Regions from separate parts of the Homo sapiens genome. Here region 1 is linked to region 2. Evidence: chromatin contacts called from ENCODE Hi-C or POLR2A ChIA-PET data. All regions are on one chromosome and are shown on one strand. The core of a region is the stretch at or near the end of the contact, and the rest is flanking DNA. Distances in the headings are between cores, read along the strand shown. Region 1 holds the start of SLC25A14 (solute carrier family 25 member 14). Region 2 holds the start of BCORL1 (BCL6 corepressor like 1).

Evidence for each region. Hi-C counts contacts between places; a loop is a spot of excess contacts on that map. ChIA-PET counts read pairs that join two places held with the same protein, here RNA polymerase II (POLR2A). Pooled maps may share reads with other maps.
Region 1: a loop to region 2 is called in a pooled map, with 12 times the contacts of the local background. The contact joins the promoter of SLC25A14 here to the promoter of BCORL1 in region 2. A Hi-C loop is called at or near these places in 7 of 50 pooled maps. POLR2A ChIA-PET finds 5 or more read pairs at or near these places in 2 of 52 experiments (AG04449 and WTC11).

Annotation. Positions count from the first base shown.
Region 1 is chrX:130,337,297-130,343,498 of GRCh38, forward strand. It overlaps SLC25A14 (solute carrier family 25 member 14), which reads left to right and starts at 2,623. Exons shown (of 11, transcript NM_001282195.2): 1 at 2,623-2,680; 2 at 2,811-3,057. The coding sequence starts at 2,983. RefSeq lists an enhancer at 2,255-2,828 and a silencer at 2,641-2,850.
Region 2 is chrX:129,980,260-129,986,492 of GRCh38, forward strand. It overlaps BCORL1 (BCL6 corepressor like 1), which reads left to right and starts at 2,376. Exons shown (of 14, transcript NM_001379451.1): 1 at 2,376-2,503. RefSeq lists a silencer at 3,205-3,441.

The DNA of each region.
Region 1 (6,202 bases), core at 1,373-3,872, 360 kb after region 2:
TTAAAAATCTACCATTGTGGGGCTTGCGTTTTCACTCTTCTTAATGGTGACTTCTTTTTTCTGGGGGGTGGGGGGGATGGAGTCTCACTCTTGTCGCCCAGGCTGGAGTGCAGTGGCGCAATCTCGGCTCAATGCAACCTCCGCCTCCCAGGTTCAAGCGATTCTCCTGCCTCAGCTTTCCGAGTAGCTGGGATCACAGGCGTACGCCACCACACCTGGTTAATTTTTGTATATTTAGTAGAGACGGGGTTTCACCATGTTGGCCAGGCTGATCTCGAACTCATGACCTCAGGTGATCCACCCGTCTCGGCCTCCCAAAGTGCTGGGATTACAGGCGTGAGCTCCTGTGCCCAGCCAAAAAAAATTTGAGGCTGGAGCACAGTGGCGCGATCACAGCTCACTGCAGCCTTGACCTCCCGGTCTCAAGTGATTCTCCCACTTCAGCCTCCGGAGTAACTGCGACTACAGTCGTGGCTAATTTTTAAATTTTTGGTAGAGGCGGGTGTTTCCTTATATTGCCCAGGCTGGTCTCGACCTCCTGGGCTCAAATGATGTTCCTGCCTCGGCTTCCCAACTATAGTATAGATGAGAGCAACATAGCATAGTGGTTAAGAGCAATCCCAGCTCTGCCATTTTCTAAATTACTCTCCTAACCTTTTATGGCCTGTGTTCTCAACCGTCAAAGGGGAAAAATAATAGTACCTGTCTTATAGGGTAGTTAGGAACACAAAAAGCTCTTGGCATCACCCTTGGTACATGGTAGGTACTGCACAATGTCAGCTAATATTATCGTCATGTGTGCTGCCTGGAGAAATTTTTAAGTGGAAAACAAAACAAACAAACAAAAACACAGGCCAGACGAGGTGGCTCACGCCTTTAATCCCAGCACTTTGAGGGGCCAAGGCGGGTGGATCACCTGAGGCCAGGAGTTGGCGATCAGCATGGCCAACATGGCGAAACCCCGTCTCTACTAAAAATACAAAAATTAGCTGGGTGTGGTAGCAGGCACCTGTAATCCCAGCTACTCAGGAGGCTGAGGCAGGAGAATCGCTTGAACCTGGGAGGTGGAGGTTGCAGTGAGCCGAGATCGCACCACTGCACTCCAGCCTGGACCACAAAGTGAGACTCTGTCCAAAAAAAAACAAACAAAACCCAACAAAATAAAACAAGGTGAACTAAAATGAGAAATATCCTTTTGGAAGAACATAGTTCCAAATATTTATTCATTCAACAAATAACCATTTAGGGCCAACTTGCACTGACTTTTCCTTATAACACATAAGCAATAAACCCTATTATTGCGTACTCTCGCGTGATTAGGGAACGTTGTTAAGAGGCTCAAAAATCGGACGTCATAGCTCAAAAATCGGACGTCATAGCACATTGGCTAATGGAATCACCCAGGGGCTTTGCGGTTTCCCCTTCCAGCAGCCAGAGGGGCCAGAGTCGGAAGCTGGGGGTCGGACTCTTGGCATCTTCTGGTGGATTATGAGGTTTGGATTAACTGGGATTTCCCGTTGGTGTTTTTCTGCCTCATCTGTTTAGCTTTTTGTGGTCCCCTTTTTGGTATCCAACTTGCTCTTTCTTAAGTGAAGTTTCTGATTAAAGCAAGAGCTTCGAGTAAGGGGTCTGACCGTAATTTTTCACTGGTTAATGTCTGACGTCCAGTAGGTGCTGTCTGGATCATTCTCCGTCCCTCCCTCCCTTCTTTCCCTCCCCCCCTTCCTTTCTCTCCCTTTCTCTTTTCTTTCTCTCTCTCCCTCCCTCCTTCCTTTCTCTTTCTCTCTCTCTCTCTTTCTCTCCTTTCTTGGATGGAGTCTTGCTTTGTCACCCAGGCTAGAGGGCAGTGGCGTGATCTCAGCTCACTGCAACCTCCACCTCCGGGGTTCAAGTGACTCTCCTGCCTCAGCCTCCCGAGTAGCTGGGACCACAGGTGCGTGCCACCACACCCAGCTAATTTTTTTGCATTTTTACTAGAGACGGGATTTCACCATGTTGGCCAGGCTGGTCTCAAAACTCCTGGCATCAAGTGATGCGCCCGGACCCTCAAAGTGTTGAGATTACAGGCGTGAGCCACCGCGCCTGGCCTTGAACTTTATTTTCTCATTGAGCCCAGGCACCTCACTAAATTCGGCTCACCCCTATGTCTCACTTTCCTACTTTTGTTTTGAAGCCTTTGCCCCACCCCCTCCACGTTGCCGCCTTTTTCGTACTGAGCGCGCAGGGCACTACGCCCACCACTCCCCTTGACCCACTCCTCAAGCCCTGATACCGGGGCGAGGCCCCTTCCTTTTCTAGTCCTTCTACGCGCCAGGTGGGTGGGTTTCGCGGTGACGAGGCGACACCTCTTTCCCCTCTGGCGAGCACGTTAACTGGGGAAGCTACCAAATTCTCACGCCTTAGCTGCCCTGCCTCCACCTCCCGCAAGTCCGGTTGCCCCTCTAGGCTTCTGCGCCTGCAGTGGTTCCGACCCTCGCCTTTAGAACTCTGCCGCTTCCGCCTCTTATTTCGCGCCTTTGTTTTTAGTTTTGGAAGGGGCGGAGTTGAAATGGCTGCGCCGCGGTTGCCGAAGCAACGCTTTGGTTACTTCCGTTGGTTTCAATGCTTCCGGGTTGGCGCTGCAGTGGCGTTTCCGACTGTGGGAGCCTCAGCTTCCCAGTCGTCCGATGAGCCCGAGCAGGTGAGGGGGAGCTCCTGGACTTCCAGGCTGGGGAGCGGGGCTGGGCCGCGCCAGGCCGCGCGGGGCCGGGCTGGCCTGGTTCCCGGCCTGGGAGGGGCTTAACGGTCCTCTGGTCTCTCTCTCCCCTCAGCTGAGTCCCTTCCCTGTCTTTCACTCTTCTGGCATCGGTGGTTTTACTTCTTCGATTGAACCCTGCTTCCTCGACCCCCCTGGGAGGCCGCCTTCTTCAGGCGCCTCCCTTCTCTCCACGAGCTCGCTCTGACAGCTGAGGAACTGGCAAGATCCTGCTACCCAGAGGGTGAATGGGTATCTTTCCCGGAATAATCCTAATTTTTCTAAGGGTGAAGTTTGCAACGGCGGCCGTGATTGTAAGCGGAGTAAGCAAACACCTCCATTGTATTAGTGTAAGGGATACTGTTGAAAGATGCTCCCCTTCGGTTTCTACCCCCTGTCACTCCTGAGGTCAAGGCATTGAAGGCATCTATTAAAATGCAGTTCAGTTACTTGATTGGCATGACAGCTGTTATCAACATGAATTAGTTTCTCAGACAGGATAACAGCAGGGACATTTATGGTTTCCTGTCAGTGATTCCTTGTTGTTGTTGTTTTTCCCCCCAGCCTAGAGATGCCTAGCGTTATCATGAACTCTTCCCTCGTCTTCATTCCCTACATCATCGAGTTCTTTGTGTCTTCATTGGGGAAGTCTATCTCTAACCTCAGTGCCAACAAGCATCTTTGTCTGCTGTACTTTGCACCATCCTAAGCTAGTCTCCCTGCCTCTCCCGTTTGTAATGTAATCCACTGTGTTTGCTGCAGCCCTAATAGGCTAAAATGTGGTGGATTTCCTCAAGTCACTTCGTTGTTAAACACACACACACAAAACATGCAGCCCCCTCCTACACCCCCTACCCCCACCCCTTGGTTTCAAGCCTTTCAACATAACATGCTCCTTATCACACTTCTTGTCTGATACTGTTTCAGTCAACAAGGGAATTCTCTGTTCCAGTTAGGTTCCTTTCTTCTTGGCACAAACCATACTGATGCCTGCTTCTACATGCTGTGCTTGTTCCCACATTTGTGTTTCTGTTCATTCTCTCTTCCCTGCCCCTCTCCCTTACCTGCACCTAACCAGGTTGTACCTACCGTCTCTCAAGGTTCAATTTAGGTTCTCTCACCTCGGCAATTTTCAAATTAGTCAATCCCATGCTGGTTGTAGTCTTTTCTATGCTCCTCTTGCTCTTAAAGTTTGTACTACACAGTTTAGTACTTAATTTTTCTCTAACGCACTACTTTGATTTCTTCCACCAGATTATAAGCTCTTGAAAGGCAAGTACTGTATTTCGTACTTTTTTCTCTGTCCCATCTCATTGGTTATTCAGAAAAGACAGGTTGAGTGGTAAATATTGTCTTGGTGCTAGAACGAATATCTGTGTTTTTCAAATATGATTATACCCAAAGTGCATTGCAGGTTTGGGCATTTAGCATGCCTTCAATAAATATCTGCTTGGCTCTCCATTGTTACCTTCTGAATCTGAGAATCTCTAATTTCTACTCTTTCTTAAAGGAGAAAGCAGGAGAGGCACCCAGAGTTTCCTGACCAGATCTTGGGAGTAGTATAGGGCAATGTAACTTGTATTGTAGGACATTCTTACTTTCACTCATTAGTCTATCAAATTCTCCGAAGTCAGATCTTCAGAATAAATGTTGGCATTTTGAAGACAATTTTCATTGGTTTCTTTATACAGTAAAAATATTTAGGGTACTATATTTTTATTTTACCTTAGATATGACTACTTTTACGCATATTTGGGGTTAGCCCCTACAAGTTAAAATAATTTTTAGAGGGCTTGGGGTATTTTACATAAGTAATTCCTTGGAACAAAAGCAAGGGAACAGGGTTCGCAGGCAGAGAATATCTGGGGATCAAGATAGTGTCATACACAGGGTGTGTAGCATTGGCCAGGTCCAGCAAGTTACCTTCCTTGTTTCCTCTGCAATCTTTTATATACAGGCTGCATACATAGGTAAAGGATGTCACACTGCAAAACCAACTAAGTATTGAATGGATATGTATTCAATTCTATGCAAGCTATAATGGGGGTTATAAAAAGTACTGTGAGATATAGTATCTTCCCTTGGGGATCTTACTTAGTTAAGAGAGGAAATAACATTGGACATCTTGAAGTTGACCCTCATCCTAGTCATTATTTTTATGCCTGAGATTAAGATATAGAAGGGATAAAAGAAGGTTCAAAAAATATTGCACACCTGTAGAATAGGTGTGACACAACACGCATGCATGTAGACAACTTTATGTAAAAGACTTGGAGGTTTCAGCTGACAGTTTAATGATTTGATAGTGTGATGTGGCTCCCAAAAAAGTGAGTGCAATTTTAAGCTCTAGTAATTGAAGTATAATGTGTCAAATGAAGAGAAAGATCATGGATATTTAGCTCAAGAAACATGAGATGTAAGAGAACATCATAGCTGTCTTTAAATATTTGAAGGGCTTGCCTAGGGAAAAAAGAATGCATTTGTTGAATATTACCTCCAAAGACTGGGTACAAATTAGAGGAAGACAGACTTTTGGCTCAATATGAGGAGGGAGTGTCTAAAAACAGATCTAATCAAATATGATCCAGGATTTCTTCATAAGATTTTTTCCTAACATTGGAGTGAAAGAGATTTTACTATCAGATGGGGGTAGGGAAGTCGTGATTGTGGCAATGGTGGGTTTTGCCTGTGGTCTCCAGATTTTTGGATTTCATGGGCCAGTAAAATGTAAATGAAAATGTGGGAAGGGTACACAAATACAGGCTAGTTAGCCTGTGCTCCAGGCGTAAGAAGAATCTGATCTGTTAATAATAGACAGTCCCTAAATTAAATACATTTAGCTGAAAAAAAAAAAAAGGACTAAGTGTCCTTATTTTTTTCATTTCGCCCCAGAATTGTGGGAACTTCATTAGGGAACCACTGGGCTAACTGGCCTAAGATTCAGCGACTGGTCTTTCATCTTCCTGCCATGTCCTCCCTGTTCCTTGCCTTTCACTGATTCATCATTGCTCCCTGAGCACATTTTCCTTATTAAAGGGCTGGTAGCAGCTTGTGAAGTTCCGATAGAGGCTTTCTCTGTAATACAAAGAGTTGAAAAAAGTTGTAAGGAGAAAAAGTTTTGGAGAGACAACTTTAAGTAAAAGTAGCTGTCTGAAACCTTTAAGACTATTTGGGGCAATCGATAAATTTGTGAATGGAGAGTTAATTTTTTCCTCACAAACTCAAAGAGGGGATATGCCATGGTCTTGCTTTTCCATCTCTACTCTCACCATATGTGTCATATTTTACTATCAATTCTAATTGGAAAATGTGGGCATAGCTAGAAATGGTGATAAGGTAGTATTTAGTCTTCAAGACTCCTATTTCCAGCTGCAGTTGATACTTGAAGTGGCTATTCCTACTTTGCTCATTAGAATTCTTTTCAACAACTTTCCCTCAAAAGGGCTATCTATCCCAGACTCTATATGT
Region 2 (6,233 bases), core at 1,126-3,625:
CACGTGTCCTCCCTGAGCCCAGCAGCCTGATCCCAGCACCCCCCGCCACCTCCCTCCTCCCGCTTCGCCCGCTTCCCCGGCGGCGTGGAGAAGAGCAAAGTTGCGACAGCGGCCGGGGGCTCTGCCCAGGTAAAGGGGGCGCCGTGAGGCGGGGGTGGTGGGGGAACGGTGCGGCCCTGCGGCGGGGGCGGGGGGAGGATAAAGAAACTTGCTTCCCGCGGCCCCCACCCCGCGTGGGTTCCGATCTTGCGTGGAACGAGCCCGCGTGGCGAGTCGCGGCAACACTGCCGGGACCGAGGCCGGCACCTGGACCCGGACCCGGACCGCGCGCTTGGGCCGGCTCGGCGGGCGCAGGCAGCGGGCCAGGCCAGCACCCAGGCAAGGGCGGGGTGGGTGGCCGTACACCGGACCGAATCGGGGACTCCGGTGGCGTGGGCGCGGGCCGAACCCCGACCGGGCCGAGTTGGGTGGCGAAGTAGGACGTGGATTCGGGGGCGGGGCGCGGCGGGAGGGGGAAACCAGGCCTGGCCAGACTGGCCTGGGCGTGGGGGCGGGGGGCGAGTTCGGGGCACTTGCTGGGCTCTGGACCGAGCGGTAGGGCGGGGCGGCGCTAGGGGCTGGGCCGGACCCGCAGGGAGAGGGCGAGGGGAGGGAGAGCCGGGGGTGGAGTAGGGGCGTGGAGTTGTGAGCGGGGTCTGGCCTCGGCCGGGGGCGAAGGTAGATCGGCGGGGCCGCGAGCGGAGGGAGGGAGGCCCGCGGCGGCGCGGCGGCAGCGAAGGCCAGCTTCCGCGGAGTTTGTGCCCGGGCTTCCCGGGCTCTGGCCGCCTCACGCGCACAAATGGGGCTAGGGGACTGAGTGGTAAGCAACTCCGAGTGTTAGACGGTGATCGGGCGGCGATTCCGGGAAAAGCGAGGAAAGACACAGTCTGCGATTGTGCCGCACCCCCCACCCACCTCTTAGCATCTGGATTCTGCTCTCGTAGTGGGGGCCGCGGACCCTCCCCGCCACAGTCCTTTTACTCTCCAGCACTCCCACCGCCTTCCCCCTTCTTCAGCCATCTGACTCTCCTAGGGGTATGTGTTTTTGGGGGTGGACGGCGACGGGGGTGGGGGATACTTTCCTTCCCGTGGCGGCAACCTAGTTCGTATCTTATTCCTACAAGGTAGCGTCGCTTCGAGTCGCATGGACATTGGGGTTTAGATAATTTACCCCCCACCCAAGCGATTTAATGGCTTTTAAGCAAAAGGCGAATACCTGGATTTCCATGGGAGGGATGAGGTTTGAAGATTGGGATTCACCCCTAGCTCACTTCCACTACCAACCCCTCTTTCTTGTGAGCCACTTCCACGGGTATTCAAATCTGGGGGGGAGGGGGGACGGGAGTATTAATATGCTTCTCTATTTCTACACAGGGTCGGCGTGGCGAAGGACGGCTAGCCTTGGAGGGAAAGTAGCCACCAGTCCAACTCGGGTCGCCCCCACCATTATTTCGGTGAGGGGGCAACGCTAAGAAGGGGATACTGGTGGGTAGGGGCCCAGTATAAGGGAGGGGGCTGGGTAGTCGTCCCCAGAAGGACTCCGTGTCTTGGCGGGGAGAGAGAGAGGCGAGCCCCGGCTTCAGGGGAGGGGTTCCGGGGAGGGAGATGGGGGGGTGGCGACGACGGTGGGGGGGGGAGCGGGAAGAAGGGGGAGTCACGCCCTGCCTGCAAGGGGAGCCTCCCTCAGGCCCCTGGGAGAAGGGGACTGAATGCGTCTGTTCTCCGCTGCCCGGCAGAGGAGATCTGGGGTCTCGAGATTTGCACACTGGATCGGCACCAGTGGCCTGAGAAAGTCAGGTCGGGGCATAAGGTGGAGAACGTTGGAAGAAAGAGAGAGAACCCTTTGGCCGCGGCTCACTGACCCTCTCCCTTCCTCAACCTCCCCCTTCGAGGGGCGTCGAGGTGGGGGGGGACGTGGGGCTCCTGCAGCCCCGCAGATTGAGCGCCTCCGCCTCTCCCAGGAGTCTAGCTTTTTGCCCGGCTTGCTGCAGCCACTGCTGCCTCCCTCTCCGGAATCCGCTCGGTCCTCTCAGCGATCCCCTCCTCCTCTCCTCCCCTCCCAGTGTCACCGGGGCTGCTTGGCTCTGCCCCCTTCGCCGCCGCTTGCTCCCTGCTTTCGTCCCTCCCTCTCTTGCTCGCTCCCTCCCTTCGCCTCCTCCTCCCCATTCCCCCCCACCCGCGTAGGCCGCATTCTGGGAGTTGTAGTCCGGTGGAGCGGGGGTTGGCGCCGCCCGCGGACCCAGCCGGACTCCACTTCCCGTCGAGCCCTGCGACCGGCACCCACTCCACCAGGCTTCGCTCGCACACAGACACACACACACACCGCTCTCCCCCTCACTCTTTCGCTCGCCGCGGCTGCTGCCAGTGTGTGGCTCTGTCTCTCCTCCGCTTTGCTGAGCCCTCCCTTCTTCCTCTCAGTTCCTAGAGTCCGACCGCCGCCGCCGCCGAGAGAGAGGAGAAGGAGGTCGGTGGCGATAAGGGGCGGAGGGGGGCATCAGATCGGGGCAGTATTAGGCGGGTGGCGGTTAAGAGGGAGTAAGAGGGAGCCCGGGTGGCGGCCTGAGCCTCCCCGCGGAGCCGACCCGGGAACAGGTGCGTCTTTTTTCTCTCTCCCCCAATCCCTCCACCCCTTTTGACTCCCCGGCTTTTTCGTATCCCCCCACCCGCTTCTTTCTATCTTAAGCCTTTCTCCAACCCTGTTCCTTCTTTTCCCTGCGGCCGCTCGGCTTGCCCCCCGGGGGCGCCGTCCTCTTCGTGTCCCCGGACGTAGCGCTCCCTGGAGCTGGGTATGTCTTCGCCCCTCCCTTCGGGACAGCTCCCTTCCACTTCCCACCTTCGTACCCCATCCCCTGACTTGCCCTACCCCCTTCTCGACCCCCTTCTCTCTTAGCCAGGTGAGACTCGTTCGCCACGATCCAAGAGAGTCTTCTTCCCGGCTGGGCGGGGGTCTCCATGGAAACGGGGGTCGGTTGATCCTGGGGGGGAAACCATAGGAATTACCCCACTCCTCGGAAAGGGAGGTGGAGGCTATGGTCTTGTTAACTACCTGACTCCAACCCCCGATCCAAGGATCCGACGATCCGAAGGGAGGCTGGCTAGCAGGGCAGGGCGAGAAAAGGCTTTTTTTTGGGGGGGGGGGGTGTCCGTGATGAAGTGTTGAAGAGACCGGGAGAAAATGCCCTCCAACCTCAGAGGGGAGGTGCGACGGGTGCTCTTCAGGGCTGCTTTCTTCCCGGCGCTGGGGTGCGGGAATCGTAGGGTAAGGGGTACCCCTAGGTGGCGGCGGGGCCTGGGTTCGGGAGTGGGAGTGCTGTGATGGGGGCAGGGGCAATTATCCGAGTCCCTGGAAAAAAGGCGGGGGATGACTTCGGAGCGCCCTGGCTCCGCTGCCCTCGCTCTAGGGGCGGGGGCCGCCGGGCCGGGCGCGGCGGGGAGGGGGCTTAAATTGAAGGAAGATGAGATCGGGGGCAATTCATACTAGCACCGGCAAGCCAGAGGGGAGATCCGGCGTGCAAGCCCTCCACCCGCTTCGCGCCAGGCCTGGAGGCAAGGGGTCGGCGAGCGAAGCCGAGGGCTGGAAGGAGGGAGGCTCCGGTTACGGGGCCGGGTTTCGGGATCAGGGGCAATCCCCCGGCCCTTGGAGAAGGAGGGAGAGGGATGGCCGCGAACCCCAGGGCTCCCCCACCCCGGGTCCTAAGGGGCGTGAGGGACGGACAGCAGGCCCAGCGGAGCTGGATTCGAGCGGATCGCGGCCGGGGAGTGGGAGGGCTTAGTGGTGGGCTTCGGGGGGAGCAGTCCGGCGGCGGGGCGGGCGGGCGGGGCGTGGGGCTCCGGCGGGCGGCGGGGCGGGGCCGGGGGCGGCGCTGCTGCCGCCGCCGCTGCCGCCGCCGCCGCTGCTGCTCCTGCTGGGGCCGCCGCAGCCGTTGCCGCCGCCGCCGCCGCCGCTTCTGGGCGGGGAACGGAGGCCAAAGAGAGTCCCGTGCCGGGGCAGAGGGCGCAGGCGGCGCGCGGTGGGGAGGGGGCCGTCCTGGGGGCGGGGGCAGGCGGGGGGGTGGAGCCCCCGACGGGGGGCGGTACGAGCCGGGACGACGACGACGAGGAGCCCCGGGGGCCGGGTGCATGGAGGACGAGGTGCTGGGAGAAGGAAGGGGGGTGTGGGTCCCGCGACTGGCCTCGTGGGCTTGGCTCCTCGAGGTTCGGTTTCGGGACAGAGCCCTGCAGGGGCGCCAAGAGGCCGGGGAAGGGATAGGGAGGTGAACTGGTCGGTGGAGGGGGCCCTCCTCGCCGGGGTCCCGCCGAGAGGAAGGCTGGGCCAGAGGGACGTCCGGGGCAAGGCTGGGAGGAGCCGGCCGCACCTCGGCTGGGGATTTCGCGTTATGGAGGTGCGGGAGATTGTTGTAGGGAAAGACGTGGTCGAGGGGAAAGGTGGGAGGGAAACACTGCAAACCCGGGAGGCCAACAGCACAGGCCCGTGGGGGTGCCCTTCTATTCCGCTCGCACCTCCTCCCTCCCTGAGTGGAAGCACTATGTTTTTGTTTTATTGTTTTGAAATTTTCAATGTTGGCTGATCGAAACTGTCGATGGGGTGATATTCATTCTTGGTGTCTCCTGGAGTAGACAGTAAAGACAGGCATCCTTTGGCGAGCAAGCATCTAGCCCAGGGTTTAGAGGCTCTTTACGTTAGTGTGGGAAGGGGGCCCGGTAACTTTGTGCCACAGCTTGACTACTGTTAAGGCAGTTTGGAGGTCGTCCCTGTGGTACAGAGGTGGAGTACAATTGCAAAAATCTTCAGTAAGACTTCTGGAGATGAGTTGTAGGTTAGCGTTACAGTGGTTAGCCCTGTGGTTCTTTCAACTTAGAAGGCTCTTTCTCAAAAGCACGCCGTTGAGTTACATGGGAAAATAAATGTGGATTGCATTTGGGGTTGGGAGTGGATTAGGTTGATTATAAAATTTCAAGGTTGGAAGGGAGTTTTAAGGTTATTTACTTTTCTGTTGATATGTCCTGTCCTTGAATGTTGGAATTGAGGGAGCTTTATTTTGGGGAAGATGGTAGATGGCACAGTGGAGGATGTCTGGTGCACAGTTTAGGGTACTTTAATTGAATGGTGATGTCACCATGTGGTACTAAAGATGACAGTATGTAGGAGAGAAATTTGGGGGATTCCACTGGGGATTAAATGGGATAACCTAATTTTAAGAATCATCCCGGGGCTCCAAATAGAAGCAAAAGGCTGGGGAGGAGCCTGTAAAATTTCGATGGAGGCGAAAAGTTAGTAGCAAAGATTGAGGTAGCTGGGAAGAGCAAGGGGCTTGGTGAGTCAAGTTAAGAGAATCTGAAGGTTGATAGTAGAGTTTAGGGATGTGGCCATCTTGACTAAGTCATGAGGATGTTGTTAGGCGGACATCTTTTGACAGGGCAACTTAGGCAACTGCCCTTGGGGCAGATGTGAGGGATGAAAGGTACAGGCCTTGGGGCACAGATCCTGACTAAAATTGACCTTAAGAGGGCTGATCCTGATACCAGCTTTGCAACAAGGGTGGTTAGGTTTCTTTTCTTTTCTTTTTTTTTTTTAGATGGAGTCTCAGTCGCCCAGGCTGGAGTGCAGTGCTACAATCTCAGCTCACTGTAACCTCCGCCTCCTGGGTTCCGGTGATTCTCCTGCCTTACCCTCCAGAGTAGCTGGGACTGCAGGTGCCCGCCACCACGCCTGGCTAATTTTTTGTATTTTTAGTAGAGACAGGGTTTCGCCATGTTGGCCAGGCTGGTCTTGAACTCCTGACCTCAGGTGATCCATCCGGCCCAGTTTATTTTTGTCCTGGCTGTAAGTCATTGATGAGGAAGGAGAGGGGTTTCACCTCTCCCTTGTCTGAGTTCAGGAGGATTTTTAAAAAATTTTTTTAGAATAGGCCAATAAGGAAGGGACAGCAAATTTTTAGAAAAGGCCAATAAGGAAGGGACAGCAAAACAAATCGTTGGCATAGGGCAGAGAAAAGCTAAGGCCCTGGCAAGCTCTGCTGCTGGAGTCTGCATAGGGCAGAGTGGAGGGAGTTCCACAAGACATGATGGCTGCACCAAAAACACTCATGTGGGTCTGGCTATTTTGATTTGCCAGGAAAGCGTAGATAAAGAGGGAGGATCCCTTTCTCAGTGACATAGACATTCTTGGGAAGAAAAGAGGGGTCCTCCACAGG